Linked DNA regions of Homo sapiens: region 2 is linked to region 1. Evidence: read pairs that join two places in POLR2A ChIA-PET (ENCODE). Cell type or tissue: OCI-LY7. All regions are shown on one strand.

The links. Peaks named below come from ENCODE experiments on the same cell type or tissue, not always from the same donor. Only the 100,000 strongest peaks of a DNase experiment are listed, where the experiment ranks them.
Region 2: POLR2A ChIA-PET joins it to region 1 with 6 read pairs; 3 of 35 experiments call an interaction of 5 or more read pairs at or near these places.

Annotation. Positions count from the first base shown.
Region 1 is chr9:93,481,147-93,485,146 of GRCh38, reverse strand. All of the region lies in intron 3 of FAM120A (family with sequence similarity 120 member A), which reads right to left. Among named protein-coding and RNA genes, the nearest start is that of FAM120AOS, 30 kb to the right of the region's middle. RefSeq lists an enhancer at 2,122-2,622. In OCI-LY7, no CTCF peak of the experiment used is centred here; no DNase peak of the experiment used is centred here.
Region 2 is chr9:94,148,313-94,152,312 of GRCh38, reverse strand. It overlaps the pseudogene LOC107987099. Among named protein-coding and RNA genes, the nearest start is that of MIRLET7A1HG, 16 kb to the left of the region's middle. In OCI-LY7, no CTCF peak of the experiment used is centred here; a DNase peak (open chromatin) is centred at 2,462; H3K4me3 peaks cover 1,104 bases; H3K27ac peaks cover 1,343 bases.

The DNA of each region.
Region 1 (4,000 bases):
CAGTGTCTGATCTGCCATGAGTGGAGGGGGAAGACATAGGACTAGGACTAGGACATGGCACTAATTCACACGTGTCACCATGGCATTCAGAGGAAGGTGAATATGCTAAGCAGAAAGTGATGGAGAAAGCCTGGTTAGAAACAGGGCTGACGTTTTGAACTCACAGAGTAGGAAGTAAGCTAGAAAATGTTTACACACTCGTTTTGAAGACTGACATTATGCTGCTTATTTAAAATAAAACTAGAGCATTCTAGGTCTAAGCACAGTCAGCAGGCCGGGCGCAGTGGCTCATGCCTGTAATCCCAGCACTTTGGGGAGGCCGAGGCGGGTGGATCACCTGAGATCAGGAGCTCGAGACCAGCCTGGCCAACATGGCGAAACCCCATCTCCACTAAAAATACAAAGATCAGCCAGGCGTGGTGGCACACGCCTGTAGTCCCAGCTACTTGGGAGGCTGAGGCAGGAGAATCACTTGAACCCAAGAAGCAGAGGTTGCAGTAAGCCAAGATCATGCCACTGCACTCCAGCCTGGGTGACAGAGCAAGACTCTGTCTTAAAATAATAATAATAATAAAGCACAGTTAGCAAAGACACTATTGCTGAGCTTCTCTTTGCTTGCTCTACTCTAGTTCTCTCCCAGAGATACCGTAAGTGCCAGCACTACCAACACGGTATCTTTCAGATCCCACTCAGACTGTGTCTTGTCTTTCCCTTGCTGGCCTCTGTTCCTGCTCCTGCTGGCAGGGTCGTCCATTCCAGGTCAATCAGGAAGAATCCTGCTTGGCAGTCCCACTCACTCCATGGGAGGAGCCAAACTAAAAGCAATCCTGTAACAAGGAAGGAGCATAAACCTCCCACAACTTGTATCCCTTTCTTCCCAGCAATATGACTGGAGACCTACTCCTAATCTGTGAATAAAAGACAGAAGCTGGGTGTGGTGGCGCACACCTGTAGTCCCAGCTACTTGGGAGGCTGAGGCAGGAGAAGGAGAATCACTTGAGCCCAGGAGTTTGCGTCTGTACTGCACATGATCACACCTGTGAACAGCCACTGCACTCCATCCAGCCTGAGCAACAGAGCAAGACCCTGTCTCTTAAAAAAAAAAAAAGAGAGACACAGAAAAACTATTCTTGAGCCCCAAGAGATTCCAGCAGATTCCTCAGAATTCTAAGCTTTCCAGTTTTATTTTAAAACAAACAGGCAATAGAGGACACAGACTGGAAGATATGAACAAGCAGAAATCCTTTTGAGTTCAGTTTGTATTTTAAATTATTTCATTTAACAACTCCACATATAAATTAAAAGGAGCAAATAACAAATTTCTTATTAAATGCAGGTTTTCAAGACTTAAAAGCTTAAAATCCAGTACAATGAATCTGTATACATTAACCATTAAGAACATTTAGCTAATGTCACATGCATGATGATGGTGACAATGATGAGCACCACTAGCAAGACAGACATTTTTATTACACTTCGAAGGATCAAATATCAATCTGTCTAAAGTGGTTATCTCCGAGAAGTGGGATTATAAGTACCTTTCATTTTCACATGACATATTTCTGTACTGATTAAATTGTTTCTTATTATTTTTATAATAAAAATGAATTTTTAAAAAGATAACATAGGCTTCTATCTAAAACAGTAAAAATGCAACAGAAATATGAAGACTACAAAGATTAACAAAATCAGAGGGTTCAGTCAAACTACGTCATCTTGCCTGTCTCTCTTTTTTTCCCCAATAGACTATGTTTAAAAAAAAAACAAACAAACAGAAGAATGTTTTAAATTTACTTACCTTTCAGGCCCCTAATATTATATTTTCTAAAGCTAAATAAGTACTTAGATTTTAGGAAGTTTTTCTTAGCTCTTACTAAACTATTATAATATAACGACTTATTAAGAAAAAAATATATGAAGTGAACTTCAATTAACACTAACATGTAAGGAGAAATTCCTTCTTTGGAGGGTTCACAGAATTCAGAACTACCCCCTCCTGCTATGACAATATAGGTGAAAGTCAGAAATAAACGAAGTTCATCTTTCTATTTATTTACAGTTTATACCCAACTTAATTTTTTAAAAAAAGATTTCAGAAAGATCAAGTCATCTGATCACTGACCTAGCTCCAGCAAGGTTACGTGGTAAATGCCACACACAATGAAGCCTCAAAGTGCCTGAAATGCTACAGCTCTTCTCGGACAAAAGCTGGCTCCAGGCACTGCATGAGACCTACTGGGACCTCTAGCCCTAGTCCAGAGACAGGCACCATGCACAGCGGTCACTAGGACCACAGGCTGGGCAGCAGCTGCAACAGCCACCCAGGTGTCCATCTGGGAAGCCCAAGAGAGAGGACTGTTCAGTTCCTCTTTGTCTCAAAGGGCCAGTCTACTAGACTGGCCCACTGTGGGGTCTGCTGTGTGTTCCAACCCTGGAGGTGACACAGTCCCTGCGATAAGAAGGCCAGACTGACGGCCCTACCATCGTTGCTCCTGGAGATCCTGATGCTACCCTCCTCACTACTCTCTCAGAGCCAGACCCAACTGCTGGCCCTAAAGGACATGTTTTAAAAGTACCACTCAATGACTTCTGGTTGAAGACAATAAGATATAAAAAATATAGTTAAAGATACCCCTGGGAAAAATTCGAGGTGAATGGCCAGGCACAGTGGCTCACGCCTATAATCTTAGCACTTTGGCAGGCTGAGGCAGGCGGATTGCGTGAGCTCAGGGGTTTGACACCAGCCTGGGCAACAAGGTGAAATCCCGTCTCTACTAAAATACAAAAAATTAGCTGGATGTGGCAACAGCGTGTACCTGTAGTCCCAGCTACTAGGTAGGCTGAGGCAGGAGAATTGCTTGAACTCGGGAGGCAGAGGCTGCAGTGAGCTGAGATCGCACCACTGCACTCCAACCTGGGCAAGGGAGCAAAACTCCGTCTCCCAAAAAAAAAAAAAAAAAAATGGAGGTGAATCTAAAAGTTTTCTTGATACAGCCTGATAGATTGCCCCCGGTATACGGGTGCCTCAGGGAAAGATAATGCTGGTAAAAGATTACCAAAATAAGTGAATCAGAGTGGTAAGGTGATAAATACACAAAGACATTTAAATCAAAAGGAAGAAATGCCAGGGCTAGGAATTAGAGGGAGCTCCTAAGATGATGTAGAAGAAAGCAAGAAGAGTACTTTAGGGGAAGCTCCAAGAGAGGATCATACAGAGAAGATGGCGTTCCATGAATGAGGGTGCAGCCTGGCCCAGGACCCAGCCTGGCCCTAGGATAACCAGCTGATGGGGTCAGAAAGGGCTGGGGGAGGACAAGTACTTCTAGGGGAGGCTCACCATGCAGAAAAGGGGTCTTTCAAAAAGACTGGGAACTGCAGTGTAAACAGAGTAAAACCGACTAAACCTAACTAGAAAGTAGAACTGCTGGTAGTGAAGTCTCAGGAAAGGATCAGTCCATATAAAATCTGCAAGCTGGGGTGTCCCAGACAAGGAGGCAAAAGGAGCTCGAAGGGCTCAGTGGTTGGGAATACTTGGCCATCACAAACAACTGGCATGGATGGAAACTCAAAATATATGAAATTGAATATGAAGTTAAGGAACACAAAAACCACTAAAATGAATACAATGACCTGAAACTAAACAGGTCCAACTTAAATGTTATTATACCCAAATACGAGGTCAATAGGATGTAGAACACCCAAGTGACAAAAAGCCTTCTGTAAAGTGTTTAAAAACCCAAGATTCAAGAAAACCAGAGGCAACAAGAAACATGTTTTTTTAAAAAAATAAAGCCAGCAAACATCTATAAAACATTTTTAAAAATTAAAACAACAAAATGCCCACCCAAAATAAAAAATTCCCGTAACCAGTTAGGACACAAAATCATACAATTTTTAAAACCCCAAAAGTCACATTTTGAAAAACTGCTCACTTAGCACATGTCTACAGCCAGGGGGCCCTGCCCAGGGTGGACTGCCACAGCCGCAGGCCGCCTCTGAT
Region 2 (4,000 bases), 670 kb before region 1:
CCAGCCTGGGCGACAGAGCGAGACTCCGTCTCGAAAAAAAAATTGTCAACTTAGTTTACACCTGATAATGAGCAAAGACGAAGCAACCTAGATGAGGCCCCTAAGGCTGGTGGCTGATGCTACCTAATCTATGAAACATGGAAACTCTGCCTTCTCCTGCCCCTCCGGGGTTGCTCGGGGAGTCAAGTAGGCTAAAGGTTGTAAACGTGCTTTGTGAACAGCAAAGAATTAAAGCCTTTTAAAGGGGTATCCCATCTGACAGAAGGATCCATCCTAAAGTCAGTGCCAAAGGGGAAAATTACCTCAAAATTCCCTTTGAAGATCCCTTAGCAAGGGAATGTGGAGTGTCTTGTAGAACACATCTAGTTTTGTACAAGGCACACTGTAGATATGTGTGTAGAAATGTACAATGTACAGAGCATTGCACAGAAACAACCAAGGGTTCATATGGCACACTGTGCGGAAAACGTGTGCTGAGCATCCAAACGCCAGAATTACACTCAGCTCTCCAAAGGAGTCCCTCCTCACCAGCCATTCAGGAGGCAACAGAAGGAATAGCCGGTTCGCCAGTCTCATCCTACCGCACCCTCTCTCCGAGATGACTGAGGGTGGCTGGAGTCTCATAAATCTCATAAATCACTGTACCTGTTTGAGCCCTTCTACATGTGACCCCTTCAACCCCACTGTGGGCTGCAGGGCTGAATACTGCATGTGTGTGTGTGCGCGCACACACACATGCACCCCCCCTACACATGCACCCCCTCACCCCCCGCACACACACACACATTCGTCCCTGGGCTCCACGTTACAAATCAAGAATAAAGTTAGCACTGGGCTGTGGATTTGGAAAGTAATCCTCTACTATACTCCTGAGTAAACATCTGGTTTCAACTATGTAGGCTTACCGAGTAATTTGACAGATTGGGCAGCTAGGCAAAAAGAAAATTTTAAAAAGTATAATTTAATACCAGATTCATGATTTTTCCACGCTTTTCACACATCTGAGCGAGCTGGTTTTGCTCCCCGGTGTGAAGTGTCTCAAGTACTTCCTTAAGCTTTTCCAGGATATTTTCAGCCAGGATGTTTCCCTGCAATCCATTTGTTCCCCTGCCCTTCAAATAAATGTCCTAAAACACAGAGATCACATGAGTTTGTGGCAAATTCCTGAGGCCAAAGGCCACCTCATCTTTGGGGGAGGTTGAAATATGTCCCTTCCTGGTCACTAAAACACCATCTGGGAGGAGGAAAGAACTCACATTCCACCCTGGGGAAGGCTGACAAGACCTGGAGAGGGAAGTGACTGTGAGAACCCTGCACGATGACACTTCCAGGCTGGCCCTGCTGTGGGCCTGTTACCAGTATCTGTTGTGAAAGTCACTACAAACTCCATCAGGTGAAACTGGAATCTGCGTTCCTTCAGTCCATTGAGTTTTGGTTAGGACCTACTCTGTCTTCCACAGAAACTCAGTCCAGTGGTAAGAAATGCTCACAGTCAATGACTGCACAGTTGGATATGCCAGTGGAGTGCAGAGAACGAAGGACCAGGTCTCACTGTGTCTTTTATTTTCTGTATTTTGATGTTTTGGCACCTGGGGCCTGCCCTCCCAGGGTTAGCCAACTCCTAGACAGAGTAAAGGATCTCACCTGGGACTGTGCTTTTCAGATGCAAACCAACCAACCCAGATCCCACACCCCCAACCATCCAACCTTCTCACACGCAGGCCACTGTCCATCTGCCCTAATTACCAGAGAGCAAGGCACAGCTCCTATGCCTCAGAGCCCACTGAAATGATTCACACTAGCCAGTCTTTAGCCTGCTTACCCTCCCCTCCCCATTTCTTCCTGTGGAAACCACAGCAAAGGCCCTGGACCACAGTTCCCTGCCATTCCTTTTGCTTCCTGATCAACCCTGGGGCTTCCCCATGTGGCCCTGCGTGGTGGGGGGCTCCCTCCTCTTGGGAACTCTGAGTAACAAACTACCTTTTCAATGGCAATCATCTCCTGATCTTTTGGCCCCAACAGAACCAGTGCAGGGAAGTGATTTCTTTTCCCTGGTGCCTCGGAAATGAGAAAAGAACTTGTCTTGAAAAGAGGTGGACCTGGGTTTGAATTCCAGCATAACACTCACTACAGAATGCTGCTGGTGTATAAATCTTTTCCAGGATTCAGCAGAATGAATACTCCAGGGAAGATGAATGGGCCTGCGCCTGGGATCTGGGCCTTTTTTCTTTTCAAAGAAAACTGAAGAGCACTGAAAATGTCCCAGAGGGTCTGCCTTCAGAGCTGGGCACACCAGTCCTCTTCCTCCCTCCCTTCTCAAATCTCTGCCTCTACTCAATCAGTCCAAAGCTCTTTCCCGCCCTTCTAGGCCGCAGGTGCAGCCAGTATCCCAGCCAGCACTGTCCCTCTGCTCAATCCTCTGTGTTCTGTCAGGGTGAGGACGCACAGCTACTTCTGCTCAACCCTCTTGGGACCGCACCTGCATGACCTGCCCAACCCCCAAATCCAGGCTCAACAAAATTTCTGCGAAGACCTCCAGTGTACTTCCTGTGCCCTTTGCAGGTTCCTTATGGGCTCCCGGAGTCTGAGGAGCCTGTGTGTCTGTCACCTGGGAGCAGGAAAGCCAGAGAGCAGGGCAGGGGACAAGGACCGCCTCCCTTACAAAGTGGAGCTTCAGAGGGTGCCATTATCTCTAGTTGCTTGGTGCATTAACTTAAAATCACAATAGAGAAATTAAGGTTGCCATGGACCTGCTCAGGGAGGGAAGATGAGGAAGGAGCTGTGCACGAGAAGCTCAGTCGTCGGAGAGGCAGCAAATGCCAGTAGCGTCTAAAACCAGTGGGCGAAGAATGGTGAGATAAACACATACTCAGAGCTATGGTGGTGACTGCAGGAAGAATGAGGTAGAAAAAGTTAGGAGAGATTGCCTCTGGAGAGTGGGACTAGGGGTGGGATGGCAGCATTGCTTTTCATTATAAACTCTTTTCTACACTATTTCTTTGATATGATTTAAAAATAAACATACAAATAAGTGAAAATTCCAGGTTGACAAATAAAATGATCCATCCAAATGTGTGGTGCTTCTGAGCTGTTGCCCCTGTCTCTGCAGTCACCTCATGGCACCCCTCCCCCAAAAGCCAGGTGATGACCGCCTGCCTCTCTCCCTGCCCTCCAGCCCCTCAGGATTCCTCTGCCTGCAACCTATTCCTTCTAGATTTCCTTCCTTCCTTCCACAAATATCCAAAGGGTCTGGGGCAACACCAGTCATGATTCCTACAGTCCAGCTGGCGAAATGTTACACAAAGAATTTCCATGAGAGCATGTGACATTGTGCTTTCAGAAGTCAACGTTATGATGACCCTTTCCAGGTTAAAATATGTCACTAGCTCCCCTCTGCTTACAGGATAAAATGCAAAGCCCTTTGCTTGATGTGTAGGGCCTCCTGGAATATGTCCTACTTACCCTTCGGGTGGGTACCCTAAAGCCCCAGGTGTCTCCCACAGCACCTTATGCTCAAGCCTCCGTGATCTCTGGGCCAGGCCCTTAAGCACCTCCTTTCTTAGGCTCTCTTTCTCGGGCCTTGCTATCTGCCACTGTCTCTTCCTAGATTGCCCTCTCCATCAGCATCAGTCCTACCGTAGATTCTATGCAGCAGTGCCTCCCCTGTGGCCTTCCTGTCCCCTGCGGTGCATTGCAGACCTGCACTGTGGGGTCTCCCATTATATGTGTGGTCTATCTCTCCTTAAAGGGTGAAATCTGAACCCTCATCAGCTCTGCTTCTCTGGTCTTCCACCACAGTGACAAGGCACCTAGCAAGTGCTAATAAATGGCCCTACCTACCCCAGCGCATACTGAACAAGCTGTTCTGTAAGAAAGTTCTCTCCAACCTTAGGCCACAATGTACATCCTCCTGTAGCTCCTCCCTGTGGGTCCTGATGGATCTTCTAAGCCTAAAGGAAAAGCCTGTCCTCCCCTGCCGATGCCCTCTCACAACCCTTCA